Linked DNA regions of Mus musculus: region 1 is linked to region 2. A link is a loop called in an ENCODE intact Hi-C map of the cell type or tissue named here. Cell type or tissue: left cerebral cortex. All regions are shown on one strand. Links, peaks and the distances in the headings refer to the core of each region. The heading gives the core; the rest is flanking DNA.

Evidence for each region. A loop is a pair of places that touch in the nucleus more often than their neighbours do. Peaks named below come from ENCODE experiments on the same cell type or tissue, not always from the same donor. Only the 100,000 strongest peaks of a DNase experiment are listed, where the experiment ranks them.
Region 1: a loop joins it to region 2, with 2.2 times the contacts of the local background. A loop is called at or near these places in 4 of 42 quality-filtered maps.

The regions. Positions count from the first base shown.
Region 1 is chr9:76,007,700-76,022,074 of GRCm38, reverse strand. Hmgcll1 (3-hydroxymethyl-3-methylglutaryl-Coenzyme A lyase-like 1) reads right to left here and starts at 7,098. Exons shown (of 9, transcript NM_173731.2): 1 at 6,893-7,098. The coding sequence starts at 7,000. In left cerebral cortex, for the core only: no CTCF peak of the experiment used is centred there; DNase peaks (open chromatin) are centred at 6,006, 6,755, 6,976 and 8,655; H3K4me3 peaks cover 1,526 bases; H3K27ac peaks cover 1,113 bases.
Region 2 is chr9:75,752,297-75,769,452 of GRCm38, reverse strand. It overlaps Gm39373 (a long non-coding RNA gene), which reads right to left and starts at 5,643. Exons shown (of 2, transcript XR_870927.2): 1 at 5,384-5,643; 2 at 293-411. In left cerebral cortex, for the core only: CTCF peaks have their summits at 6,797 (motif pointing left) and 9,184; DNase peaks (open chromatin) are centred at 6,772 and 9,147.

The DNA of each region.
Region 1 (14,375 bases), core at 4,726-12,725, 250 kb before region 2:
AATAATAGTTGTAGTAGTTGCCAGCGTGTAAAAGGCTACAAAATGCATGACGTATGCGTGAAGATAAAGGGCAAAAGTAGACCAACAGAGTAAACCAAGCATTGTGTCAATGAAGAACCTGATTAGCTTAAGGTATCATTGCCTAAAAGACCAATCCCTTTAGAAAAGGAGTAATAATATACAGACTCAACTATATGTGTAATTTCTTCTTACTGAGCCTAATGCACAGATGAAATATAGTACTCATACCAGGAGGGCAAATAAACAAATTGAGTACATATATGCATATTGAGATTATCAATATGGAACTCAGAGCTACCCATAAGTATCTGCAATATAAATATTCACAGTAAGATAATGGACAAACCCAAAAACTAGCTTTAAAAATTGCAAAGAGATATTTTAATCTGAAATTCTAAAAGCTACAGTTAACATACTGCAGCTTTCCGGGGGATTTTTTTTTTCCCTTTAAGTAGCTGTCTAAAGATCATCACATTTCTTTACATGAGAAAGGGAAAAACTATTTATCACTTATCGAAACACAGGGGGCTGTTTATTATATTTTTCCAGAGAAAAGCAACCATCAAGATGTAGACAGATAAATAGATAGATAGATAGATAGATAGATAGATAGATAGAAGATAGATAGATAGATAGATAGATAGATAGATAGATAGATAGATAGATAGATAGATACCAAACCTTGGCTTCAGAGGAAACCAAGAAGAGACTTGCAGACCTTTTGACTACAACCTGTTGATCCAGATAGTGTAAAGCCATCTTAATTCCCTTTAAAGATTTATGAAATGGAGACTAAGGTGATGAATCATTGGTTAGGGGCTTACACCTCCCAGTCACATTCATGTTCCACTGATAAAATATCCTGGAAAAAAATGTCATTTAAGAGGAGAAAACGGTCACTTTCAGCTTACAGCTCCAAGTAATAGTTCATCATAGCAGAGAATCCACTGTGGCAAATCCATAGCACATCCATAGTCAACTGCAGAGGTAAGCAAATGCATTCGGGCTACTTGCTTCCTTGGGCTTAGATGCATTTCTCCACTTCTGCGATCCAGGGTATCCTTTCTAAGAATGGTGCTGCCCACAGCAAGCTGGGTCTTTTATATCAATTATTTATTTAAGACAATAGCCCACTTGCATACAGGCCAACCCAATGTAAGAAGTCCCTCATTAAGACTCTCTTTCCTGGTAATTCTAAGCTATGGCAAGGTGATAATTGAAGCTAACCATCATACTGCCCAAGCATAAGGACTAGAGTCAGAGTCCCAGCACCAACATAAATGCTAAGTGGCGAAGGAGGCTCACTTGTGATCCTTATGCTCAGGAGGCAGAGACAGAGGACAGTTCTAAAGGAAGCTAACTAGAAAAACTAGCAGAAATTGGTATGCTTTAGGTTTAAGTAGGAATTCCTGCCTCAATGTGTAAGGTAGAGAAAGACTAAGAACAACATTCGATGTTCTCCTTTAGTCTCCAAACACTTGCACACACATAAGCATGAGCGTGGGTATACACACACTCGAATACTTTAAACACACACATTCACACTATGCACGCATACACATATAGGCACCCATAAGAATTGTGAAACCTAAAATTATAGAATACAACAAATTAGACTGATCCCAAGTTAGACAAAGTTGAAGAAGGAAATGGGCAAAAGAGTATAAGAAGGAAATATACATACTAAACATGGAAAGGAAAGCATAAAAATACAGAATTGCTACACACCACTAACTAGACAAATAGAAATAGTCTCAGTGGATGTGATTGACAGTCAAAAAGAGTGTGAAAGATACTTTACTGTTGGACAAGAAAAAAAACAAATGGCTAATATTGTGTGTTAAGTGCTTTCCCTTGTAACTGCTGAGAAATTCACATTTTGCAGCGCTGTTATGTATTTAAATTATTTATTTACTTTTTTACTAAAATTATTTATGTGGTGTGTTCATATTAATATTCACGTGTAGCTATTGCATTAATATACACACACATGCTTAAAGAAGCAATAATCACCTGATCTATTAAAAAAAAAAAACAAGCAAATGGAGACGTGTGTATGCTAGACTATCACTCTAATCATTTTCTATTCTCAACCCTTCTTTAACACTTTGTGAGATTATTATTTCACTGTGTTTCCCATTGTCTCACTAAGTTGCATCCTTCTCAGCCTTCCCAGTACTTGAGCCACCAGACTGTTGTTCTCTCTTTAAGTTTTCTTAAAATTATATTTATTTATTTGTTTGTTCATTTATATATACATATGTATTTATTTGTTCATTTATTTAGTGTCTGTGGACTCTCTCTGTGTGTGTGTGTGTGTGTGTGTGTGTGTAGAGGTAAAAGGAAATTGATTCTCTCCTTATACCAGGTGGGTCACAGGACTCAACTGAAATCATCAGGGCTTGCTTGCCTTTGCCCACTAAGTCATCTTACTAGCCTTCAGACCAGTAGATTTTCAATGAAGAGGAGACTGAAGTGCATACACTTCCGGGTGGAAGAAAAGAAGTCTCCACCACAAGACTGGAAATGAATAAATCAGTGGCGGATGAGGGAAAGGGAGCAAATATGCATAAATATGCATTGACTGTGAGTAAATATATTTTATAACTATCCCATGTGGAGAAAAATGCATACAACCACAAGTACCAAAAGACAAAGGACAGCAGTAAAGTGTTGCAGCTTCACTTTTAATAAGTTATAACACCAATCATATTTATATTTTAGCAAGTCAAGGTTAGATGTTGACATAGTTAACAACTGGGAACATAATACAAACAGAATATAATTGACATGTTAATTCAGTGGGGAAATTAAAAATACAACCCAAAAAAAAAAAAAAAAAAAAAAAAAGGAAGGAAAGGGAACAAGTTAACAAGTAACACACAAAATAAATAAAAAGCAGTGAGGGTGTTTCTTTTTCTAAAAATTCATCTCCAGTCCTCTCAAGTTCCTTAGGAAGCATTCTAAAGCTACACGGTCACCAATAAAATGTATAAAACTTGCATTACCCTTTCACTAAGTTTAAGCAAAAATAGCATATATAGAGTTTAAAATCAGAGTTAGGTTAGGTTAGCACTAAATTTCACTAGTCTGATTAATTGATTTAAGAGACTCCTTCTAGCTCATCAAGATATTTTAAATTTCATACATACAGTGAAATTTCATAAAGGAGACAGGCTAGTCTAAGCATAAAGTCACTCAGTAAGATGTACAGGATGCTGTGATATATCAGGTACAAATAAATAGAGAAAGGAGAAACTTAACTTGTTTTCTAGCCTGTTATTATTTAGAATGGCATCCTTTCATGTAAAGAAGTTTCTATCAATCCCAACTGCAACCACATTAGCTCCTAACACATCTCCTGGCCCTATATGTCATCTTATCCTCCAAACTCTACAACACATAAGTTGTAAAGTTCCCTGTGGTTTATTTACAGCATTCAAATTTCGTTTGCATGTTTCCTTGACCAGCAAACCCTGCCTGGGACCATGTAATAAAAAGATGATTCCAACAGTAACAACAGCCAGTGGATGCTGGTACTAAGGCACTCATTCTCAGAAACTATGTATTATATACTATAATGTGCTAATCGCTGTTTTAAGACTGTTTTCCAACTATGTGATGCTTGGCTTGTCCTCTGCAAAGGTGAGCAGTCATTTATTTGTTTAGCAAGTACATACAAAACATCAGAACTAATCAGGCATTTTTGTTGAGTGAGGTAAATCCACTGATGGGTTGTTTCCTGGTCTTGTTGGGGTTAACATATGACTGAGAGTTATATGCCAAATAAGCATCAAATAAATAGATAATCCATATTACATACAGTAGTTCACTGTATGGTAATCTCAGAAGGAGTTGGTGAGAAAGTGACATTCAAATTGAACACTGAAGATGGAATAAAAGCTAATTAATGGAGAAATATCCTCTAAGATGGATGAGAAAATCAGAGGGAACATGGTTTGTAGAGACCTCAAAGAGGGCCTCTGTGGGGGAAAAAAGGGCAAGAATAAAAGTGAATAGTTTAAAATGAGATGAATGAAGGACTACTGGGGGTTCGTAGTTCTGTTTATCTATTTCTAGAAATAATGGAATTCACAGATGGTTGTGAAACAGGGTTAATGGATGACTTTACTTGAAATACAGAACCTCTCAACTGTGTATACAGAGGGCTGAAGGGGGAAAACAGAAATTAACAAGAGAAAGGCACAGTTGCCTCATACAGAGGCCACATAAAGCTAATTTAAAAGGGTAGTGCTGATGAACTTGGGAAATAAATACACTTGAAAGGATTTAAAGAATGAAATTCCAGGACCCTGTAATGCTTTGAAAGTAACAGAACGGAGCCCTCTGTTTGGAGCTTGTGGGGTGAGTTGTGAAGAGATTGCAACCGGAAATCTTGGAGAGAACCCACATGTGGGAAGTGTATTACTAAGTGTTTTGATTATCATGATAAAACGCCATGACCAAAATCAGCTCAGCCCGAGGAGGAAAGGACTTATACCTTATACTTCCATATCATAGTTCACTACTGAAGGAAGTCAGGGTAGAGACCAAGGCAGGAACAAATGCAGAGATAATGAAGATGGCTACCTCCTGGCTTGACTTTCATGGCTTGCTCAGACTACTTTCTTGTAGCACCTAGGACCACCTATCTTCTGCTCAGGGATAGCTCTGCCTTACAGTAAGCTGAACCACTCCATATCAATCATAAACAACATATCAGGCCCATCTAGGGGACACATTTTCTACATTGAGTGTTCCTCCCCTTACATGACTTCCAGAATGTATTAAAATTAAGTACGTGGGAGGACTTCTCTGTGCAGACCAGGGATGATTTTCCACAGAAAAATAGCCAGCAGAGAGAGAGAGAGAGAACATGGATGCAAGTTGGAAATGTGGAGTATCACTTTCTGTTAAGATATCCAAGTATAGACAAAAGCTCAGAAGTGAGAAGAGGATATAAAACCAAGAACTGGGATATAAACAATAGCCAGGAGGGTGAGAGGAGATAAGCCATAGGACAGACAGGCATGATGATCCAGACAGACAGAAGCCACTGAGCTCAGCAAGGACACAGGAAAAAGAGACCTGGACCAAGTACATGCTTTGTAAGACATAACTGAGGGGCAAATGGAAGTGTCTCAGTCAGAAAAGTTGGCGGGTGTTAAGATAACTTAGAGCGTCTTCCAGAAAAGCACATAAGAGTCTGAAAGCCGTGACCTTACATAGCCTCAGCAGTAATCTTCGAAGCTCTCATTTTCCCCGAACAAATCAGAACACTGGAGCATACACACCACTCTACGGATCACCCAAGCAATAGTCACATGACTTCATCCCGAAAAGTAAATGTTAGGGATTCTTGGTTGCGTAAGACAAACTGACCGCTAAAGAATGTTGAGAACATTCCAGGAAGTTCAAACCAGACTCCATGGAAATCAGCCACCGTGAGGACATGAGAGAAGATAAAGCATGGCTCTCCACTTCCCTGTTGTCACCATCAGGTCTCACCAGAGGGTCCTGGTCAATCCTTCTGAGCCTTATTAGTAAAAGCGGATTCACTGTGGCCCTTGCACGTGTGCATATTGTGGGCTGTGATCATATTCATAGCCTCATTTCCCCCACTCACCTGCTCCTTCCTCCTGATGCTTGCCATGTCTCCTAACTCCACCCCACCCCCACCCCCAATTTTCTCCTCTTGGTATTTATGTCCCTTCCTTAGGCGACAGAGAAACAGGCGATATTAGTTGTTTGGGCTCTGGCTTATTTCCAGGCATCTACCTACAAATGACTTGATTTTGTTCATCTCTCTGAATAATAAACCATTGGGTAATTATGCCATATCTTCTGTATTGTATCCAGCCATCTGTTGATAGGCAGAATGCCCATTCTAGGACTTGGCTCTTGCAAATAGCTCCAGTCTCATACTCTAATTAATGGGGAGCAAACTATTTATAAAACCACCCACGAATGCTAAGTCCTACTTGTAGATCGAAGGCTTCGATTTCACATGTTGGAGCACTGAACTGAGACCACACCATAAGGATATGAATAACTCCTGTCAGAACTGTTGGTGTAACATCACATAACAAAGCTAGGCCAGCCCACTAAAATAAAAAAAAATAACAAGAACTACACTGTTCACAAAGTGAACAGGTGCCTAGAATTAAAAGGCTAATGATACCTAAGGCCTCACAAAGCCCTTGACTCATAACAGGTTTCAACATTTAGGTAACGACCATTACTGCTGTTTCCTGTTATGTTTAAAGTTTACGGTTTTATGTGAAAAGGAAATTTCTTTATATACCTTATGCTCACTTAACTGGCACGTTTGTTGGTAGTACATGGAATCATAAATACATAAACAATGAGTTGTCTTTATGAAGCTCTCAGGAAAATGCAGGAATAATTTTAGTCTGTAATGGTTTTATTCAAGCTTGTTTAATTTCATTAAGCAAAAACACTGTAGGGATAGTCAATGCTCTAACATACCATGTGATTTTAATCGTCGTCCTGTGCCTTCCTAGTGTGCCCTAGCTTCATCCTCTTTCTACCACACAAGGTGATATGTTTGTAGTCTGTTACACATTACAAGGAAGAAAGTGAGAACAAAAGCACCGCCCTTCCAAGAACACGCACAGACATGATCACTCCTGTTGGCGACCTGCAAAAGGCCTGGGGTAGGGAAACTGCTAGGCCAGCAAGGATGCGCCTGCTGTTCACAGCTGAGAAGATGAGAGGCTTTTCAGCCACAGACCCACACACTGACAATAGAACGGGCCTCAGGCAGGACCCTGGCTTACAGAGGTGACACAGACAAAAGGGATGACGGGAGGTGGATGGGGGTAGGGACGCCCTAGGCCCAAGGTGGTACCTGCGCCGCATCCAGCGCCCCTGCCACTGAGTCTCCGCTCCAGAGATGTTCGCGGAGAAGCTGCTGGTAGTTGAGGCAGTGCTTCGCAGCAGATGGTAGATTCCCCATAGCAGCAGCCTAGGTGCCGTGGGCGGTGCTGGATCCCACGGCCGGAGCCGAGAGCCGGGTGAGAGCCGGGAGCGCGTCCCGCGGGTGCCCGGGGTCCGAGCTGCACTGCGGCGGCGCGGTTCCTGGGCAACGCCCAGGCAGGGGTGTAGCGGGCACCTGAGTCCCGCGCTGAGAGCCAGATCCTGGATGGGGACAGTTAATTGAGGCAGGGTGGCACTCCCCCCCCCCCTCCGTAAAATATGGTGCTCTCAGGGCTGATTGTCTGCAGGTGCTCGCCTGAGTCAGAGCTCTAGGCAGGACCCAGGCCTCTGAGAGGAAGAAGCACTGGGCTCTCTACAGACATTCTCTCCTTCCCAGCCACAAGCCTGTAGGGTTGGCACTGTGAATCGGTTTGAGTTTATGTCAAAACTCTATTTAAAATTGCCGAGGCGCTTTGTGGTATTAAAAAACACAAACCCTAAATTAAGGGCGAGGGAGGGGGGTATATCGGAGGTAAACAAGCAAACCAAGAGTTGTCAGTAAGCCGATGGTGCAAGATAAATGTTGAAATGCTGAATTCTTTTTCGCTGTTTTACATTTATTGGTTTTAGTGGTTGTCTCCTTCCACTGTCACATGGGGTTAGGACTAGAACTTAACTGTCTGCTTCGGCGTCACCACAAGTTCCTTTACTATCCCCCTGGGTATGAAGAACTGTTTTTTTAAGAAGAAGAAAAAGAAGAAGAAGAAGGAGGAGGAGGAGGAGGAGGAGGAGGAGGAGGAGGAGGAGGAGGAGGAAAGAAAGAAAAAAGCAATAACTAAATTCATAAAGGCTTTTCTTTCATTCAAACAAAAACAACCTGTCAGAAGTTAGAAGTAATTATAAATTAAATAAATTTTAATGTATATATTTATAAAATATTTATAATATAAATGTATATTTAGTTTCTATATAAGTATGTTTGATTTATATATAAGTTTATATATTATAAATATAAATTATTGGATTTATATGATAGCCTTGGAATCAGATAACCCCTGCTTCATTCGGCCTACTTCATAAGCACACTTAGATTGCAACACTCTAATGCTCTTCAGCGTGGAGTCCATAGCTTGCAGCTGATAGCACACAATCGTCAGGAACAGTCTTGTGCAGGGAGAGCTAGCTGGCCCTACTGTTTCCACAGCTAGGAGGAATCAAGAGCGCCCAGGTGCACAAGCTTGCACAAAGGATGGCGTATATATACAACGACTAACTTCTGAGACATAATATGAACAGATTTTGAAGGGATTCACCACCCAGATTGGATAAAGAATATTTTTATTAATTCCTTGGCAATTTCATACAAGATCTTTTGAACACATTCACGCCCTGTACTCCAAATCCTCCCAACCACCTCTTCATCCCTTTTATCCAACTTTAGGATAGCTTGTTACATTTTTTTCCCCCCATCAAGTCCTGTTTGTGTTGCCCAACTATTTTGGGTAAAGGGAACTGCCCTGGTGGGTGCGCAACTGACTCTCCCTTTCTAAGCAGCCATCCGGTGCCAACAGCTAGCTACTCAGTGGGATCTCATACCTACTTTCCCGGCTCTCCCCCGGGCTTTTGTCTGGCTGGTGTTTGTGCTGGTCTTGTGCATGCTGTTAACAGTTGCTATGAGTTTGTTTATGCAACTACCCTGTTGTACCCGGAAAACACTATTTCCTTGATGTTATCCTCTGCCTGGGGTTCTTACAGTCTTAATGTTCTCTCTTCCCTGAGCCCTGGGGGTTGGAGTGTGATATGTACATCCCTTTTAGAGTTGAGCAATGAATAATCTTATTTTCTGTACACAAGCCTAAAAAGATCGAGATAACACCGAGCTTTGAGGCACATGGTGCAGTTCTCTCTCCTCATTGGATAGGTTGACCTGGGAGCCCCAGCTCTGTAGAGAATGCTCTGTGGTTACAAGTATACACAGTTCTTTGGCGTCCATGTAGGTGGCTCCCAGACACCTATAACATCTAGCCCCAGGGGAATCTGACTCTTCTAGCATCTGGGGAACCCCTACTGACATGCACATACACACAGATTCTCCATTTTATTTTGTCTTTTAAGAAAACACAAAAATAGATTTAAAGTTAAAAATAATAATAAAAATAAAGAAACCTGGATTCCAAACCTAGTGTCCTGGAGCATAACTATAATCATATTGCTTAGGAAGGTAAGGTAGAAAAATGACTGTAAGTTTAAGGCCAGTCTAGGCTAGATAGCTAATTCCAGGCCAGCTGTGTCTACAAAGAAAGAGCCTGTGTCATACCATCAAGAATGAAATGGGCTCCACAAGCCAGTAGACATAACATCGCTGGGCAATCACATGGATGTTTAATGCTATATTTCAAACCTAAACTCTATTTTTTTTCTACCTTACATAACTAAGCTATTTTTGTTTCAGTGTTCCAATAATTTAAACATAAAAGATATGAACACCTACGGAAAATTAAAATGAATCAGATTTCCTGTTTTTTCCATGATTTTATTGATTTTAGGTAATGTCTCAATGTCTTGAATTCTACCTATCTTTTGTGAAATTTTCTTGACTCCCTTCTCTCATTAAGCCCTCCATCTAACCAGCACCCAATCCAATCTGCCAAGATATTTCAAACATGTAGGAGACATTGCAGGCCTTTATTTCCTATTTTCCTGCCATTCATACTTGGAAGATAGCACTGCAATTCAATGGGAAAGGTTTAAAAATTGAATGTTAGATCACATGTGGTCAGGAATACTTCAAACGACTGAGTGGTGTGAAGAAAGTTCTTTAGCTTCTGTTTTATTAACTGGGATGATTATAAAAGTTACTAGTAATTGCAAAATTCAAATGAACTACAATATATTGTGTTCAATACATAGTCTTGAGCACTTACTACTGACTACATCTGCAATAACAGAATAGTTCAGTTTGTGTTTTGGAACAACCACACTGAAATTTTGAATTTTGTGATTCTTTGTTGTACAGACAATGCTGTACATGATATTTTTTTTTCTTTTTTCTTTTATATCCACAGGTGTTTTGCTTGTATGGCCACTTCGGACAGTTAGGTGTGCAGTGCCTGCAGAAGCCAAAAATAGGTGTAGGTTCTTCCGGAACTGGTATTGGAGATGAGAGTTAGCCACTATATGAAGGGTAGCAACAGAACCTGGTCCTGCAGCCAGAGTTCTTCATCATTGGAACATCTTTCCAGAATCGTTGGCTATATCCACTAATATCAACTGATACACAAAAATCACTACTCCATTAGAGAACGTGAGCTGCTGATGTGGCTGCTGCTGCTGCTGACATTTGCTGAGCATACTTATCTTGGACCACATACAAGTCTAAGGAATTTCTGTGAATGTGACAGAATTCATTGTACAGATTAAATAACCTGAGCACAGAGAATGTAGGCCACTGCAGCACAAACTGGTTATTAAGGAGGACAGAATTCAACTTCAGCAGTTGGATGTCAGACATTGTCTTTGTGGTGGTGATGCTGCCTTGCTGAAATCACACTCACCCAAATATATGATCTTTGAAGCATAACTTCTTTCCCATTATCTCAAACATTTAAACATTACATGATACTTATTACAAATGCCATATCTCTTAATATAAGGTAGCTGACTCCCTCCCCACTCCACAAGTTGTTTAAATTGTATCAGAAACCAGAGTGCCTAGGCGGAGATTTAAATCTCAGGTGGAAATAGAATCCTGGGATAACATTTGACAAATGTACATTCTATTAGCGAAAGCTGCTGTGCATCTCCTTATTCTGTAATTGTTATGAGAATATTGATATGGTTTCATTATTTTTATTTTCAATAGTTCAGAAGGAATCATTTATATTGTTTCTAATATTCAGGATTTACTCCATCTCCCAACACTTAAAAGGTTTGCTTAAATCTCTTTACAAATAGCATCAGGGGATACAGGTGTAGGCCAGTGATGGTGTTTGTTCTCTTAGCAGATGCAAGACCCTGGATGCAGTACCCAGCACTCAGTCATCATTACTGTCCAGCAAAAATTCAGCTTCTTTCCCCACCTCTCTATCTTAGCTACATATGGAGTCTTCATATTTCTGCAAATAATAAAAATACCCAAATAGCATCAACAAAGGTTTTGACCCTGTTTGGATTGCTATACCTTTAGAAAAATGTGATTTTTTCCCCCTTCTGATCTAAAATCTTGTTTTAAGTAGTTCCAGGCTGACGACAGAATGTTATAAAAAAAAAATACTACCTAAGTACAGAGGGTTTTTTTTCTTTTTTTATTAGTTATTTTATTTATTTATATTTCAAATGTTATCTCCCTACCCAGTTTCCCCTCCGAGTTTTTAAATCTAATCATACAACTTCCATTATTTAAAATGCACAGAATATTTTATTTACTTTCAAGATTCTAAGGAAGTAGAGGAGAAAAGTAACAATTATAGTAATCTCTACGTAACTCATAATTATCCGATGATTTCCATATACTATGCATTAGCATAAAACTTTTCCATGTGCTAATTCATGTAATCTTAGGAGCAGCCACCTCACATTTGGCTTCCTTAATGCAGCCACTTTGTATGTGGAGAATGAGAGTTACAAAAACCAACCAAAAGTGACTAAGTGATTAACGTATCTAATGACTCAGCTGTCTACAGACCTAGTCAGAACCAAAGCAACCCATCTCTCTAGTGACGTAGCTGTCTACGGACTCAGTCTTGACCAATGCGATAGAGCTAGTCAAAGATTCAACTGTTGTATAGATTTCCCATGACCAAAGTGACCCATCTATCCAGTGACTCAGCTGTCTATAGACTCATGATGTAACTGATAGGTCCACCCAATGATTCAGATGTCTATAGACCCAGTTTTTTGGCACCAAAGCTTTGCTGCTTGCAGCTCATGTAGACTGCCCTTGTAATAGAGCAGAGGAATTCCTACCAGATGCCATCTCCCTTATTATTTGATAGATGGATTAATTAGAACATGTCTTTCTCTGGGCAGTGGTAGCACACGCCTTTAATCCCAGCACTTGGGAGGCAGAGGCAGGCAGATTTCTGAGTTTGAGGCCAGCCTGGTCTACAGAGTGAGTTCCAGGACAGCCAGGACTACACAGAGAAACACTATCTCAAAAAAACAAAAACAAACAAAACAAAACAAAAATCTCTCGCACACAGTAGGAAAAAAAGGGTATTTATCTACTTAAACCATATATGAAAACATTGACAGCAAGCGCAGACTATGACACTTTATGAATAAATTATTTAATGTTTAAAATAATCTCAAAGCCAATAATTCTAAAATATCATTCATGCACTTAACTTACCTGCCTCCTTCTTCTGTCATTAATTCAAAGTACCCACCCCATGATTTTATTTTTCAAAAGATTTATTTAAGCCAGAAAGTGGTGGCACACACCTTTAATCCCAGCACTAGGGAGTAAGAGGCAGGTGGATCTCTGTGAGTTCAGGGCCAGCCTGGTCTACAGAGTGAGTTCCAGGACAGCAAAGACTACACAGAAAAGTAACTGTGTGTGTGTGTGTGTGTTCATGTGTATATTCGAGTGATTGCCTGTCTGGGCATAGGTGCACTGTGTATATATGTACCTAGAGCCCATAGAGCTCAGAGGAAGGAGCACAGTTGCTTGGAACTGGCCATGTGAGTGCAGGAAACTCAACTCTGCTCCTCTGAGAGAGCAGCAAGTGTGCTTTAACCACAAAACTGTATCTCCAGACCTCTCCCCATCCCCATGCTGTTTTGTATTGCCATGAGCCAGAATGGAAAGATGACCTTGAACCAGAATGGAAAATGGGAAGTGATAGAGACATGGGAAGGAAGAAATCCTTGACCTGGAAGTCTGGATAAAGCCTCTTGCCAGCTACAAGAATTATCATAATCCCAGCATAGTTAACATTTGCTTAAAGCCCTTCTCCTTTCTCAGCGCTAAACATGCAGTTTACCAAGAATCTTAATACCTGATTTACCTACCAGAACTACCCAGTATAGTAAAAAGGATTTGTCCAGGGATCATATGACCTTGGTGGCTCTGAGTTTTACCTTATCAAATTATGATCCCATCCAAGACCACACCCCAAGACCACATCATAATTTCATCTACCAAACAGAAAGAGAAGCAGGTGGAGAAAAGTTTTCTTAGCAACCCCTCTGAGAGACCATTTGAGAGCCACAATGCTTTCTAGAGATCATGCTAAGGCACATAAAACCTGTATTAAAAATAAGGCTGGTGAGATGGCTCTTTAGGTAAAGCATCCACAGTATGAGGGTGAGAACCAGAGTTCAGATACCTAAAACTTAATTAAAAGCAAGATAGGCAAGGCAGCTGCCTATATCCCAGCACTCTGGCGGCAGAGGAAGATCCTCAGAGCAAGCTAGCTAGCTAGCCTGGCCAAAACAGGCTAGCTCCAAGTTCAGTGACAGACCCTGCCTCAGTAAATAAAGTGGGAAATGATAGAAGAAGGCAGACTACACAGACATACAAATGCATATGTCCTCTCATAATTCACAGAGAGAAAGAGGGAAAGAGAGGGAGAGAGAGAGAGAGGCAGACTACACAGACATACAAATGCATAGTGTCCCCTCGTAATTCATAGAAAGAGGGAGAAAGAAGGAGGGAGAGAGAATGAGGAAGAGAGAGAGAGCGAGAGAGAGCAAGAGAGAGCTCTATAAATACCCATATTTTATATACATTCACACACAAAACTAAAAAATTATAGTAAATAAAAAGAATAAAAATTATTTTAATAAACTGTTACTAGTCTCTGAAAAGCCTATATCTATTCTCTTTGATGGGCTTTATTTTTTCCCTTAGTACCTTTCTATTTTTAATAAACTCAAACTCTGCTTCACCACGCCTCCCCATCATGGTCTCTTCTTGCATCTAAGGCAACTGAGTTGAGTCCTTAAAAGATTAGGGGCTTCTTGGCTTCTGAGGGTAGCAGTGTGGAACTCTGCCTCTGTCCCTGGCTGTTGATAGTCTGTGCCATTGAGACGACACATCCCAATTCACCTGGTCCAGTCTCAGTTGATACCTTTCCTGTCCTGCTTAGAATTAGCCAAACGTGTCAATTTCAGCAAAGAGATTTATTTAATAACTGAATAAAACAAAGAGGGTAAATAGATCCTCACACTGGCGCTTCCTGGCTTCTGTCGAGTCTCTCTCTTCCTGCAGTGTGTGAGGCATTTGTTCTGAGAATGGAGTTCTCAGTTTAGCACATGATTACATCTGCAAGATGACCCTGGCAAGCCTCTTCTTTGCTTGATCTCTTCCAGATGCAACATCTCCACTATCTCCCTTTCAAAGTCAGCGAGCAGAATGCCAGCTGACAAAATGAAATGTGTTTTGAGACAAGCAGCGAGGGAGTCCTAACTCT
Region 2 (17,156 bases), core at 5,112-13,111:
ACATTGGATCTCTTCCCCATCTCCACTTTCAAGTTACTTTCTATATTTAAATCCTATTATTTCTCTTCTTATGCTTTTCATTTTCTCTCGTTTTGATCTGTTGCTCAGTTTACAATAAACTTTATCTCTGTGCCCCTAATTTTAAAAGCCTTATCAGCCCACCCCAATCCTGCTCCCCGCTCTTTCTTATCTAGAACTCTCTCTCAAGTGTCACTGTTTTCTTTATCTCTCACCTGTCACCAGCCCTCTTCCCAGAGAGCGGGATTCCACTCTCTGCCTTCTTTCTTCTTCCTTCCAGAATTGTTGATGGGTTTATCTTCTACAGCTCCACATTCCTCAGCACCACACTGATGTTACTAAGGTGCAATCTGATAGTAGATTTACTCCAAACTTTACTTTTAAGATGCTTCTCTGCAAATGGATAGAAACACTGGTGACTGGTTTTAGCATAATCCTTTAGAAAAACAACTGTCAAAATTATAACAATAATAAAAATAATAACATCATAACAATAAAAAATAGTAAAACTCAGGTAAATAACTCAAATTATCAATTATAACTGAAGTTTTAGCCAATGTCAGACTATACTTGCAATAAAGAATAATTATGTATCAGAAGATGGCCTAGTCTGCCATCAGTGGAAAGAGAGGCCCATTGGTCGAGCAAACTTTATGTGCCTCAGTATAGGGGAACGCCAGGGCCAAGAAGTGAGAGTGGGTGGGTAGGGGAGTGGGTGGGGGAGGGTATGGGGGACTTTTGGGATAGCACTGGAAATGTAAATGAAAAAAATACCTAATTTTAAAAAAGAATAATTATTACTGGACTAAAGTATAGCATCTTTCTTTCAATGTGTTTAATCCTAATTTGTGACACATTTGAGTCAATACAGGATTCTAATTAAAAATACAATATAATTTCCTATTATATTGGAACATCAATGCCTTTTATGTTTTTTTAATATCTTTCTAGAAAGCTTTTCTAGGATAATATTTATTAATAGTATGTTACCTTCCAGCCATTTTTGGGTAACAACATCAAGTTACATTGTTTATAGTTTCTACTGTCATTCTGGAATTTCTCATATGGAAATATGCTACTTATTTGCACATACGTTTTTGTTGTTGACATTTGCCATTATATGCTGGATATCAAACAGATAATTGTATTAATATCAGCAAAGCTCACATATGAATTGATAGAATTAAACCAACTGAGACCAGGGCTATGGTTTCATAATTACCTACAAGTGAATTTTCATAAACAAAACTATTTGTGATCCATATTGACCAACAGGCTTGAGCATACTTTTAAATATGCTTTTTACCTCGGTGAGAAAGACTTCCTTAAACAAAGATTCATGTGAAAATGTTTAGTAAACAGACAGGAACAAACGGCAACTGAACCAATCCTGCTTTAGGACTCCTCCAGGTAGCTGGGAACATCGTCAGTGCCCTCAGCTTTCTTCAGTCAGAATCTTCTGATGTCAACCGCATTTGGCTCCACAGTTGTGAGTATAAGACCGTGTTAACATAACTCCCTCGCCAAACTGACGTGCAGATCATTCACATGCACTGATATCAGAATCATTTAGATGAATCAAACCAGTAACTACAGAACATGATCTCCAAACTCATTGTCTATCATATGGACACGAGTGTCTTTACAGCTAACCAAATGCTGCCAGAATCTTCCCACCAAGTAACTACCTTTTTTTTTTTAAGATTTATTTAGTTCGTTTATGTATATGAGTACACTGTAGCTGTCTTCAGACACGCCAAAAGGTGGCAACAGATCCCATTACAGATGGTTGTGAGCCACCATGTGGTTGCTGGGAATTGAAATCAGGTCCTCTGGAAGAGCAGTCAGTGCTCTTAAACCACTGAGCCCTCTCTCCAGCCCAGTAACTATCATTTTTATCATTTTGTGCTTAAAGAATGTCGTAAAATTCTTTGGTTCTTTTACTTATTTTTTCCATGCTCATGAGTTGTGCAAGGGGCTTGTAAAGGGTATAGTGTTTAACAAAGAATCTGCTTGATGTTTACAATCAGGAAACTAAATTGACATCTTACTCTCCGAATGACGTTGGACGTACGCAACCAGAGGGTAAGTAGAAACAGTAATTTAACTGAATCAGTTTCTTCACGGAAAAAAGGAGAGAAAAATCTTTAACTGTGAAGTATTGAATGCATTAAATTAGAGGATGTATGGGAGTATGTTTCATATGTGTCAGTGCTTCATAGCTTATCTTCAGGAGTACATGGCTCAGTAAAATTGAAATTCTTTTTTATTTTGTTATTGGTTCTCCTACACTAACACACTAAGAGATGGTGTTTATATTCTTTATTCAGTTAATCAGGTAATCAGAGAAAGAGAATATACCAGTCTCTGAAATAACGTTGTCATGTCTGTGGATATCGAAAGACTGGAATTTTGTTGTGTTATCTTTCTGCACAATCAGCTCATGTTTTTGAAAGACATACAGCCATTCACGAAGTTCTCTCACAAGCTTCTCAGTGTATCTTAAATCTGGTCCACCCGAACCCTAGCGCTGTGGCAAAGGGAGAAAATAATTTTTTTAAACTTAGTTATCTGATTGATCTATCGCTCATGAGTTGTTTAATTTAAAGTGTGCACTTGTCCTGACATTCTCCATTCTTGTTGATGGATATAGTCAGCTTAGGAACACTGTGAGCATTTTCTTGGCTTTGAGTCAAGTTGGCATTATACAACCAGCTCTGGGCTGGGAAAGGGGGCATGCAATGCACAGAGCGAGCTGACAGCAAGGGTGTGAGAGCTGCCAGTGGGGACATGTACTCAACTCACTCTGAGCCACAGAACTGATTCAAATACTAGATTTGCTTCCATCTATTTTGTTACCTGTGCTGAAAATCACTTAACACCTCTGCCCGTTACCTTGTCTTAAAGCAGTGGTTATTAATAATATATTTAGAAGGTTATTGTGATTCTCAATAACATAGTATGAAAATATTCTTTTATAACTACAGGGCAATCATAACTGCATTTGATTTTCACACCTTCAATGAAATTACAAAGAATATTTAGCATGCTACTATGCATTTAGAATAAGCAAAACTATTAGTGACATGGAAATATAATGTGCAACATTTTCCAATCAAAATTTGCCATGAAGTGAATTATTTAAGTAGCTGGTAACTGTCATGAGAAACATATTCTAAGACTAGTCCTCCACAAGAATATTTTAAGGGAGACTCAATCTGTCTTAAAATAATTGGAGAGACAAAATAATATGGTAGTTAAGAAGTATATTCTGAGTAAAGAAAGAATTTAAATGCTGGTCCTGCGTTTCATAGTTTTACAATCAAATATTGCCAGCATTTCTTGATCTTTAGCTAAAGATAATGATATCTGATATATCCTATCACATGGGATTTTATAAAGATCAAATGAAGTAATAAGTGTAAGAAGATTTTTAGCTGGGAGTGAATGTAGAAAAAGGAAAACAAAATATTTAGCCCAGGAATTGGCCCTGGTTAAATAAGAATACCAGGTTCCATTAGACTTCACACCCATTTATGGAATACTTGAAGTATTATTCCACTATCACATCCAGAAGCCTTGTGTTTAAAAGAAAAGAAAGAAAAAAGCTCCTATCTATAGATAACTAATCAGCCAAAAACATTTATCTCAAGAACATTTTCTTCCGCCGCCATGACCAGTGACACCACTACCCAGGGTTTACCAAATACACTGAAGGAGGAGTTATAACAGAATATGTCGTCCCCTTCAGCTGAAAAGATGATCTCACCTTTTTTTTAATTAAATAAATTCTTTATGAAATACTACATATAGGCAAGTGAATCTAGCATGAGTCCAATGTATAGAGTCAATTCCTGACTTGGAATTTTTCTTTCTATCACTGACAAACCAAAGACACTTTGTCACTTGGGCTCTTTCCTCTGAGAGGCAAGGAGTAAAAGGAAGATAAGATTAAAGCTCGCCTACCCTGTGCTGTCTTAGAAATGCTGGCTATGTTCTGTGGCTAAAGGACTTGAAAATAAAAATACCACTCAAAAAATCTTTGTCACCAGTACACGTAACTAAAAAATTAATGCATTTGATTCTTTTCCACAAAGTTGAATATTAAAAATCATCTTGACCCATCAACTAAAAATAACTATCAGTCTAGCACATGGTAACCGTACTTAAGGTTTGTTTAAAGTTGAAAATGCTGCGTAGAGTTCAGTAATTGCACTGCCTGGTATTTCCAAATACAACTATTTCGTCCCATTTACGTATAGCGGAGAGAAGTAGCTAAACCTCACAAGTTCAGAATCGCAAGCACGACAACCAGGATCATTGGCTTTTCCTCCGTGTCCTGAGACTGGAAATGAAAGTCCTTGGGTGTTTGGACAAATTCAAACCTGAAATCCTTGTACTGCTTTCAGACTATGGTGCCAAGCCTTACTTAAGATGGTGACAATCCACAGCACTGTTGCAAGACTCTGACAAACAGTGACAGGCTCTGACTATTAATGCTTGCAAAACGAAGTTTGCCTCAGGTAAACATTGCCTCAGTATTTGTCTAAGATTTTGGAACAAATTTAGAAACTGGGATAGACTCATTTGTTGAAGTTATTTCCTTCACTTGTTTTCATTATAATACTAAGATCTTTTTTTAAAATATGTTTACTACAAAAGAAGTAACCCATTTCTGCCACTAAGGCTTTTGTTGTCCTGTTATGTCTAGGAAGGTCACAGTTACCCTGTTGTCGAAATTTTTCATTTTTAATTATTTTTATGTACATACATGTGTAATGTGTGAGTGTTTACTAGAGAGTCTACAGTAGTAGGTTTACATAGAGGTTTTTCTAAATATCTTTGGTGTTGCCTCTCCGGTGAAGTTTCATAGACACACACCCCCAATATTACAGGCTATTGCAGTTGTTTATGGCTATCCCCCAGAAGTTGACAGTAAGATCCTACTGCAGAAGATACCACAAATTTAAGTCATGGAATATAAGGAGATCACTCAGCAACTATCCAAAAAGCTTTCTCCAAGCTGGCTAGCTTTTATAAAACATTTTACATGCTACTGGAGAATAAAAATAAGCATCAAACACTCGTGGCTGTGAACTCTACAAGGGACAATAATGACGGGCCTGACTAGACTTGTCCACTGATGTAACAGTAGTTCCAGTTTTATAACCACTCTCTGATTGGGTATCTCTCATGCTACATAAGATGAAACCCACACCAGTCAGTATTACAAGACCAAAGCCCATGGCTAAACAGGTGATAGGCTCTAAGAGAGAACATACAACTATTATACTGCTAAATGAACATAGTCCTAAACTGACTTCTAATGACAACTTGTTATAACCATGGCTCTCTCAACCCTTACCTGATGAGCTCCTGTTTGCAGTGGATGATGATTTCCAAAGGGATCCACACTGGACCAAGTGCACATGCTGCATAATGCTTAGCCCTAATGAAACAGATATACCATATGCCTTCCTCCCAAGACTAGAGCATCGCTGCAAAAAAAAAAGAGGGCAGAAAGAGTGTATGAGCCAGAAACAGCAGCTGACTACAAAGAAACGATGTTCTCAGAGAACAGCGGGACAGCTGCACGTGCAAAATCACATTGATTGTGACAACACACGTAAGGCCAGTGGGAATTCAAACAAGCTAGACCAAATCCAAGCATGCAGAGTGATGTGAATACAAACTCCTACCCCTACCTGAGGAATGATGGGCAGCTGTTACAGCTGGGAGAGGGGAGCCTCCGTTCTCTCTAAGAATGTAGCCAGTGGCAAGTCAGCTATGTTCCAGTGGAACATCCAAGAATATTTGGGCAACACACGTTTGTATTGATGGGGGGGTAGGAAGAAGAGCACAACGTTGGGTGGGTATGGAGAGAGGGTGGACCTGGAAAGAGCTGGGGGAGGGGAAAGAATACAATCAAAACATTTGTGAAACTTCCAAAGAATTAATAACAATATTTTCTTTCTTTCTTTCTTTCTTTCTTTCTTTCTTTCGTTTGTTTTTGTTGTTGGTTTTTTGTTTGTTTGTTTGTTTGTTTGTTTGTTTCCGAGACAAGGTTTCTCTGTATAGCCCTGGCTGTCCTGGAATTCACTTTGTAGACCAGGCTGGCCTCGAACTCAGAAATCCACCTGCCTCTGCCTCCTGAGTGCTGGGATTAAAGGCGTGCGCCACCATGCCCGGCTACAATATTTTCTAAGAAGAATGTTTGTATGTGCTCTCCTTCCATGCTGTTGTTTGTGATTGTTTATTATTTGTTTCTTGGGAAAAAGAATTCTAAAGTGAGCATACTAGTGGAAAACCACTGTCTGACAGGAACAGAGTCTGTATTGCTCCCGTCATTTTCTAATCACTGCTCGCCTACTGTTACAACGAACCAATTTCTATCGAAGACTGACTAGAAGCCCAGAAAGATAAACAACAGAAAACTTCGTAGAAAGTGTAAAGCCTGCACGTTAACTGGATAATGGTTTGTAAAATGTCTCTCTATCGATCAATCAGTCTCTCTCAGCCTCCTTATGTGTGAGGTCTCTGTCTTTGTGCTGTACAGAAGACTTCAAATAGTTCAACACAAAAAGTCTCTAAAACTGTCCTTGTGAAAAGCACTTCTGCTCAGTTATAATTATCATTTGGTATATGTCATAGCGATGAAACTGCTTACAGTTTCTTTTAAAAGCGCATTAGAGGCAGAACACTTGATAATCTCACCTCTAGAGAAATGAGGCTTACACAGAAACTCAGGAGGACACTGCCACCTTTTGGCCGTATGAGTTTTAAAACTATTGAAAGTTACCACTGCCTTTCTGAATGAAAATGTTTAGACAATCCACTTTTACAAATTGTAATCTTATCATTGATCATAGTCCTATCACTGACCATAATCCTATCGTTGATAGTTTGGAAAGATATACCTTGAAGTTTTGTTTTTCCGTTATACTACTTGTTTTAAATATTAGAGTTCGCATTTTGCTAGGTTCATCTAAAACCTTTTTAATTTAATGCATGAGAACTGTTACTCTTGTTTATTCTGCTTTATAAAAAGATGGCTAGCCTAGTAATGAAAATCACAGACACATTCACACCCCAAAACGCACCCAGGAGCCGTCTGTGCCACTTCTCATTGCACATCCTGCCCACCCTCACAGGGCAAAGTTGCAGCATCACACTCAAGATCACCAAAGCACAGACTGCATTTCTTACAACTTTTCAGGCCATAGATGTTCCATGTGTGTACCTATAGAATAAAAATGACACAGGAGGTGTCTCAGCATGCCTAGAGGCTACGAGGTGAGTGAAAAAGAAAAGGGGCTAAGAAATTGACATGAATTTTCATTTTGAACAGTGACTTTGAAATCAGTAAGTTATTTCAAATGATGACGAAGTATCTTGTTTACATTTATCCTTCGCCCTTCGTTCTTTTTAACATTTCACCATTTTTCCTTCTTTCCAACGTCTCAATATAAAATCTCAGTCATGCTAACCTTAAGCTCATGACTTTAACTACCTGTTGAAATTTAGTCGTCAGTAATTAGTTTTAGTTGTAGCTTCTTTTGCAACTTCATATACTCAGAATATCATCACTTGTTGGATATTTAAAATGATATCAGCCAACAGCACCTTCATCTCAGTATGTAAAAAGGGAAGTGCGTTAGCTTCCTGTAGTAATGTACATAGTACACAGTACATGCAGTACTAAGTACTTGGAGTTTATGATACCATTCTTGGTTTTAGTGGTGTGGCATGCTTCCCACTCTTAGAAAAATGATATTGTCTAACTTTTAGAGAAGACAACATGACTGTTTAATGTATGTGGTGAGCTCAAGCCTAAATTTTTGTTGGTCTTCCTAAGAAACTTCAGGTCCTCAGAGCAGAACATTGAAAGAGTTGTAGCTAAGCAGCACTCCTGTCCAAGTTTTCTTTGTTTACTTTCCTTTTGAGTCCGTGGAACAACAATGCAGAAACCTATGTATACATTATTTCCACTAGCATTTTTCAAAACTGAAATGCCTAGATATGTAAAAAAAAAAAAAAAAACCATGTCACGGAAACCAAGACGGAAGCAAGTGGAAGCGTGGATTAATAACAAACAGATCAGAAAGCTCACCAGCCGGGCTTGGAGTGAAGGTAATATTTTAGCAGGATCAAGATAAGGCCAAATAATTGTAATTTCTTCTAATATTCCCCCATTTAAACTTTGGCACTGATTTAGAATTGGACTAGCTCATCCCCCATGTGTAGCAAGCAAAGATTAACAATAGAGTATAAGATTGCTTGTGGACATGGGGAAGTTCTTCCGGCAACTCTTGGGAAACACAATGGACTATTATTCTTACATGCTTAGCCCTTTCAAGGCCTTCTCGTGACTCCAGGGACTGCAACTTGGATGTGCTTCTTTCAATGCCCTGATGCTACCTGTATGTCTTACATCTGCCTCTTACAATCAAAGAGCGCCTTCGGATCAGGGGATTTGCTCTCCTATCACTGAAACTTCGGTGCTAGACAAACAAATATAGCTAGTCTAAAAATGTTTGTGACTGATTTAGCTAGTGGGAATCATTCAACTAAATGTTGGCTAGTCAATATCACAGTTTTGAAGGCTGTGAAAACATCTGAAAATATATTGTGATTTATTCAAATTGTATTTAAACATATTATAATTTCTAAAAGTTAGACCATGTGTTTAACCTTTACGCTCAAGTAGATAAAAATATAACATCCTTCTAAAACTTTGTACCCCGTTCCCAATCTCCATTATCAAATTTCAGGCAACTCTACTGAAATTAACAAGGTTTCTTTCTTCTAGTATTTCTTTCCACGGAGCATTCGTGTGCACCAAAATTCAAAATCAAATATAGCTGCTGGGATTCTGAGGGTTAGCTGCCTAAAGGGCATTCCAGTTCACAAAGAAAAGGGATAAAAGACGAAGAGCAATTCGAGCAGAGTCTGAGAACGTTATCCTTAAAGTGAAGAAGTGAACTTGACTGATGAGCAGCTAGGAACTACAGCTCAGGGAAAAAACTGAGGGGCTGCACTGAGATTCATCAACAAAATACCTGCCCACGGCAGTTCTTTGAAAAAGCGTTATATCCGGCTGTAGAGATGATTCTGAGGTTGAAACGCTTACTCTGTGAACTTGAGACATGCAGTTCAGTTCTCAGCCCCCTTGTGACGAGCTATAGGTAGTGCAGCATAAAAGCCCATAACTAGGTTTTTTTTAATTAATTTTTATTAGATATCTTCTTTATTTACATTTCAAATGTTACCCCCCTTTCCTGATTTTCCCTCCAAAAAACCCCTCCCTCCTCCAGCTCCCCCTTCCACCTGCTCATACAGAAGTGGATGCTCACAGCCTTCCATTGGACAGAGCACAAGGTTCCCATAACTAGTTTTTAAAAGCTGAATAGTATTCCATTGTATAAATGAACCACATTTTCTGTATTCATTCTTTTGTTGAGGGACGTCTGGGTTGTTTCCAGCTTCTGGCTATTACAAATAAGTCTGCTGTCAACATGGTAGAGCATGTGCTTCTGTGGAATGGTAGAGTGTCTTTGGAGTATATGCCTAGGAGTAGTATAACTGGGTCTTCCAGTTTCTAAGGAACCACCACACTGATTTCCAGAGTGGTTGTACCAGTTTGCAATCCCACCAGCAATGGAGGAGTGTTCCTCTTTCTCCACATCCTCACCAGCATCTGCTGTCACCTGAGTTTTTTATTCTAGTCATTCTGATTGGTGTAAGGTGGAATCTCGGGGTTGTTTTTACGTTTCTCTGATGACTGAGGACTTTGAACATTTCTTTGGGTGCTTCGCAGCCATTCGAGATTCTTCTGTTGAGAATTCTCTGTTTAGATCCCAACCCCATTTTTTAAAGTTGGGTTATTTGGGGTTTTGTAGGTTAACTTCTTGAGTGCTTTATATATTTTGGACATTAGCCCTCAGTCAGATGTAGGGTTAGTGATTTTTTTTTCCCAATCTGTAGGTTGCCGATTTGTCATATTAACAGTGTCTTTTGTCTTACAGAAGCTTTTCAGTTTCATGAGGTCCTATTTATCAATTGTTGATCCTAGAGCCTGAGCCATTGGTGTTGTGTCCAGGAATTTTTCCCCTGTACCAATGAGTTCAAGGCTCTTTCCCACTTTCTCTTCTACTAAATTCAGCATATACAGTTTTATCTTGAGGTCATTGATCCACTTGGACTTGAACTTTGTGCAAGGTGATAAATATGGATCTATTTTCATTATCCTATATACAAACTGCCAGTCAGATCAGCACCATTTATTGAAGATGCTTTCTTTTTTCCACTGTATGGTTTCAGCTTCTTTGTCAAATATCAAATGTCCATAGGTGTATGGATTTACTTCTGGGTCTTTGATTCTAATCCATTGTCCAACCTGACTCTCTCTGTACCAATATCATGCAGTTTTTAACACTACTGCTTTGTAATACCACTTGAGGTCACAGATAGTGATTCCCTCAGAAGCTCTTTTATTGTTGAGGATTGTTTTGGCTATCCTGGTGTACTGGCTGGTTTTATGTGTCTACTTGACACAGGCTGGAGTTATTACAGAGAAAGAAGTCTTAGGTGAGGAAATGCCTCCATGAGATCCAGCTATAAGGCATTTTCTCAGTTATTGATGGGGGGGGCATTGTGGGCAGTGTCATCCCTGGGTTCTACAAGAAAGCAAGCTGAGCAAGCCAAGGGAAGCAAGCCAGTAAGTAACATCCCTCCATGGCCTCTGCATCTGCCCCTGCTTCCTGACCTGCTTGAGTTCCAGTCCTGACTTCCTTTGGTGATGAACAGCAACATGGAAGTGTAAGCTGAATAAACCCTTTCCTCCTCAACTTGCTTCTTGGTCATGATGTTTGTGCAGGAATAGAAACCCTGACTAAGACACCTTGTTTTTTTTGTTTTTCCAAATGAAGTTGAGAATTGCTCTTTCTATATCAGTGAAGAATTGTTTTGGAATTTTGATGGGCACTGCATTGAATCTGTAAATTATTTTCTGTAAGATAGCCATTTTCACTATCTTAATCCAACCAATCCATGAGCATGGGAGATCTTTCCATCTTCTGATATCTTTGATTTCTTTCTTCGGAGACTTGAAGTTCTTGTCATACAGATCTTTCACTTGCTTGGTTAGAGTCACACCAAGATATTTTATATTATTTGTGACTATTGTAAAGGGTGACATTTCCCTAATTTTTTTTCCTTTTTTTTTTGGTTTTTCGAGACAGGGTTTCTCTGTGTAGCCCTGGCTGTCCGGGTACTCACTTTGTAGACCAGGCTGGCCTCGAACTCAGAAATTCGCCTGCCTCTGCCTCCAGAGTGCTGGGATTAAAGGCATGTGCCACCATGCCTGGCTTTCCCTAATTTCTTTCTCAGCCCATTTATCCTTTGAGTATAAGAAGGCTACTGATTTGTTTGAGTTAATTTTATATCCTGCCACTTTGCTGAAGTTCTTTATCAGGTTTAGGAGTTCTCTGGTGGAATTTTTGGGGTCACTATGTGTACTATCATATCATCTGCAAATAGTGATACTTTGACTTCTTCCTTTCCAACTTGTATCCCCTTGATATCCTTTCGTTGTCTAGTTGCTCTAGCTAGAACTTTGAGTACTATATTTAATAGATAGGGAGAGAGTAGGCAACCTTGTCTTGTCACTGATTTTAGTGGGATTGCTTCAAGTTTCTCTCCATTTAATTTGATGTTGCTGTTGGTTTGCTACAAAATACTTTTATATTTAGGTATGTGCCATGAATTCCTGATCTCTCTAGGACTTTGAACATGAAGGGGTGTTGTATTTTGTTGAAGGCATTTTCAGCATCTAATGAGATGATCATGTGGGGTTTTTTTCTTTCAGTTTGTTTATATAGTGTATTATGTTGCTGGATTTTTGTATACTGAACTATCCCTGAATCCCTGAGATGAAGCCTACTTGATCGTGGTGAAAAATTGTTTTGATGTGTTCTCGGATTCAGTTTGTGAAAATTTTACTAGGCCTGACACTACTATTCTATGATGTGCTTACAGATCAGAGCCTGGCATGGCTGTCCACTGAGAGGCACTTCCAGCATCTGACTGAGACAGAAGCAGATACTTACACCCAACCACGAAACTGAAGTCGGGGTCCCCTATGGTTGAATTAGGGGAAGGATTAAAGAAGCTGAAAGAGAGAGTGACCCCCACACAAATATCATCAGTCTCAACTAACCCAGACCCCAGGGAGTTCCCAGAGACTGAGCCACCAACCAGGAACATACATGGGCTGGTCCGAGGCTGCTACGTATGTAGCAGAGGTGTACCTGGTCTAGCCTCAATGGGAGAAGATGCACTTAACCCTGGAAAGACTTGAGGCCCTAGGGAAGATGAAGGCCTGGTAGGGTGGGGGAGAGCACCCTCTTGGAAGCAAGGGGAAGAAAGAATGGAATGAGGAACCATGGGAGAGGGGATTGGGGGCTAGGGGGTCAACAACTGGAATGTAAATAAATAAAATAATATTTTTTAAAAGTCCATAACTCCAGCACAGAGAAAGTGGACAGGAGGTACACTGTGGCTCGGTGGCTGTCAGCCTGGCTGAGAAACACGTCAAGTCTCTGCAGGTGCTAAGGCACATCCACAACAGGCACACATGTGCACACACACACACACATGCACTCACAACACACACATGATTTCACAACACACACACATGCACTTAACAACACACACACAACACACTCACACACACATGCATACACACTCACAACACACATACACAACACACACACATATACACACACATACAGCATTAGAAACAAGGGATGGAACAGGGAGAATACAAGTTCAGAATAGAATATTAGACTAAACAGCTGTAAACAGAAAGAAAACATGGGTCCAGGTGAAAGCAGTTGTTTTTTCAATAGCTGAACAGATAGGAAAGAAATGGGTAGACATGTTCAGATAGTACTCAGCCTGAAGATAGAAACAAAGATGGAGAAATTTTCAAAGGGGTGGAAAATTTTCCATTACAAAATATTTCAAAGAGGCCACCCATGATAAGTAATACAAATGATCTACACCAATATGCTACCGAGAAACCATGAGAGACCTCTGTTCAAAAGTGTCTGGCAAGGTTGCCTAAATAGAAACCAGATTTTAAACTGCGTTGAAAGCAAAATCCATTTTGATATAATGACAGCTGTTTTACAAAACATCTTCTGACTAAAAAGAAGAAGATAAGTTTGTGACCAAAAGGACAATTAGAACAGTGGTTCTCTGCGAACGGAAGCATGTGTGTCTCCTTAGTCAATATGTTAGTGTACAGAGGGTCTGACTTGCACATTTCTGGTCACCTAATGCACACGTACATAAACATCAGTGGTTGTTCTGTGATTCTCTTCCCTCCAGCAGTTTGAACGTTTGTCCCATCATCTAAAATTCTCCCATCAAGGCTCCCTAAAAGTGCCCTGCTCTCTGCAGCTCCCGTAAGCCATCTGTAACAAGCACTTAAGCAACTTACTAAAATGCTGCTTTCGCTCCTGCATCTTCCGTGTTTTCAGTTCTTTACCATCACCATGACGTAAGTTTGCAGACAGAGAATGGGAACCTCAAAGCTGATGCTCCCCTCAAATAGTTAAACCTTATTCCTCTGTGACTTACCACTGCTCTGCTAGTCCCTGCAGATAATATCCTATTTTCATCCAAATCCTGCTCACCATCTGCGACTCAGTCCAGATGTCATCTCAACAGGGACATTCGCTTTGATGTCCTTAGGTAGAAAAACACAAGATCCCTTTCTACTGAGCAATCTGACAGGCTTGAATTTTCATAGCTTCGCTCGCATTTTTCGAAAGCCATGGAGATAGAAAACACACCTCCTATATCTTGAGATATGTATCACAAAGTTTTACTCAGTAGATGGTCAATAATACCAGAAATCTGTGAATCTGTTTGTTAGCTATATAAAAGGAAGAAAAATGAAGAGAAAATTGGGCCCAAGAGGATTGTGATACTATTTATTCAGTAAGAGAGCCATTCAAATCTCTCTATAATTATTATCTTGAATTTTCACTGATTGTATATTGAAAGGCTTCTTAATGCATATTCTGTGCTGGTGATGATGCTCACAGTAGATCCACCAGAACACACTGAAAATGAATGAACTGGATTTGGGTTTGCGGTGCGGGGTGGGGGGGTGGGGTCCATATTAGATGGAGTTAAGAAGATAAAGGGTTCTAATTTCTCATTATCTCAAAAGAGGACTAAATTAAGACTAGACTATTGGATCCACAAAAATTGTTTGTATGAATAATTCTGGCTTGATTCGGGAAGTAAATCTGGAGTATATTTCACACCCAAAACATTTTATGTACATTTCGCACAGTGTGATAACTCATACAGCACTTCCCCAAGAATCTTAGAGTCTAGTGGGAAAAACAGAAAAATTGATAAAACTTGTGATCACCATTTTTTGTAGGTAAGCCTAAGACTTAACATGCCTACAGAATGTTACCCATTGCACTACCATAGTTTGAACTGGCTGCCTTCTCACATGGTCAAAACGGTAGAGACTCACAGATGAAAACCAGGAGTCCTCCTGTGAACAACTCCATACACACCAGCTTTAGTTCCCCACCCTGAACATCTCAGCTCTGAGAGATCTGGTGGCTGCAGACTGGTGGTTGCAGAACAGAACAGAACAGAACAGAGTCCAGGCTGCTTGCCTTTCTCCTCCTCCATCCTGAGAACATTCCGGTTTCTCCACCCTTTCCATGCTAGATTCAAGCTCTTCAAGTCGGATTTACCACAGATCAGAGTATTCTGTCAGAAATAATAAGTCCACTCCCAGAGTGGAACACATATGCAATTTAAAGTTTTCCTACTGTGTTTTAAGCAGAATCAGTGTAATTAATAAGGTATTCTTTTAACTCTACATACCCAACATATTAGCATTCCAACGTGTTACCAAACATTAATGAACTACTGGGTGGTTTTTTTTTTTTAAGTTTATTTTTATGCTGTCTTTGAAATTTGGTGTTGTGTTTCATGCTCAACGCACGCTCAGGTCACACTAGTCACCTGTCAAGTGCTGAATAGTGGCTTCCATAATAACTGCATATGTGTGTATGTAAGATGTACCCAGGGGTACTGTCATACATGGGAAGACTGAGGATCTTGCTACTCATGGGAATGGCCAATACATTGCAGTTAGGCATCAATGTGTGTGTGTTAGTTAGGGTTTTACTGCTCTCCACAGATACCACGACCAAGGCAACTCATAATAAAGGACAACATTTAATTGGGGCTGGCTTACAGGTTCAGAGGTTCAGTCCATTATCATCAAGGCAGGAACATGGCAGCATCCAAGCAGACATGCGGCTGGAGGAACTGAGAATTCCACCTCTTGTTCTGAAGGCAGCTAGGAGAAGATTGGCTTCCAGGCAGCTAGGACAAGGGTATTAAGGCCACGCCCATAGTGACACACTTACAACAAGGCCATATCCCCCAATAGTGTCACTCCCTGGGCCAAGACAATACAAACCACCACAGTGTGTCTCGCCTGTCCTATCCTTAGTTAACAAATTTGGCGGAGGGTCCATACCTTCCTTTGGATCTTGTCAGGAGAAATCATTGTGTATACTTAGTTCTATATTTGTTTTTGTCTTTATGCTTTTAGGAAAGGGTCTCACTATGCTGTATTAGATGTCCTGGAATTTACTGTGCAGAACAGGCTGACCTAGAACTTGTGGCAACGCCCCTGTATCTGTCCCTTGGTTACATTATAGGCATGTACCATTACCTGTTACACAAGATCCAAAACAATATTAAACGGTGATGTGTAGCATGCTTCTTAGCCCTGATTCAAAAGGGAGTGTATCCATTGTTATTCCATTAATTTGCCTAGAATGTCAGCATGCATATTTTATGTTCATTTTTCTTAATGCTATTTTTAATTCCTAAATAACTTAAGTGTTTTGATTGCATAAAGAATCTAAATTTTCCTCTTTCTTTAATCTTCTAGCAAACTCATATATTTTCTAATAGCAAACCCAACTTAAGTCTGGAATATAAGAATTCTATATTATGTTTTTAATGCTCTTCCAATTCATTTTAACAATACTTGGTTAGATTTCTGGCAGTTACTTTCATAAACAGATTTATCTAGAACATAATTCGTTCACTTTGTCTAGTTTTAATATCAAGATTATTTTATCATTGTAAAAAGAGGGGGTAGATTTTTTTGAATTTTTTTTCAGTCTGGAAAGTTCCATATAACAGAAGTAATCCATTTCTTTTAAAGGTTATGTAGGATTTTTATCTCTTAATATGCCTAGATTTGAAACTTCCTTTGTGGAAAATTAACCAATGATTAATGTTTTAAATGTTATTGAACTACTGTTAAAGTAAAATAAATAAAATCATAAAAAAAGATAGAGACAAAGGAAACTGAACTGATACAGAGATAAGTACTATAGAAATTTTTAAAAAGTAAAAACTGAGAAGGAGAAATGTGTAAGAAGTTTGGTGACCCGAACAAAGGTTTGAAAACCCAGGAAAAAATACATTTTTGACATTCAAATATAATTACATGATTTCCTCCCACCTTTTCTCTCTCCAACCTTCCCCAGGTAACTCCCATTCCTTGCTCCCCAAACTCATAGCCTTTATCTCTTTAATTCTTTTTAATATAATTTTAATAGAGGAAACTTGGGAATAGGGTTCACAGGCATTATTAAGCAAAATTCCAAGAGCTTGCATAATGGCTGTCAAAGAGCAGGTTGTCTGGTCTTTTGTGCTATATAGAAAAATAAGGAAGATGTACTCAATTCAGTACCCAGTATTTAGTCCTGACCTTGAAGGGTATATGGAGATTGTCAAAATGATAGTCCCACTGCCTTAGAGATGGTGTTCCCTGGGTTAGAGCTGGCTAACTCATCATCATTTATTAGTAGTACTTTCTGCCTACTTTTCTCAAAACAGTCTAAGTTCTGAGCTACTCCTGGCCTGAGTGATAGCATACTGAAGTGCATAGCTAATCCCTGGAGAATGTCCTGAGTATCTTTGCTTTTAGATTACTTGAAATGAGAGAATCTCATTTGTAGTAGTTATACCCTCATTTCCTAAATGAATTGATGATTTTTTTAGCCCATGTG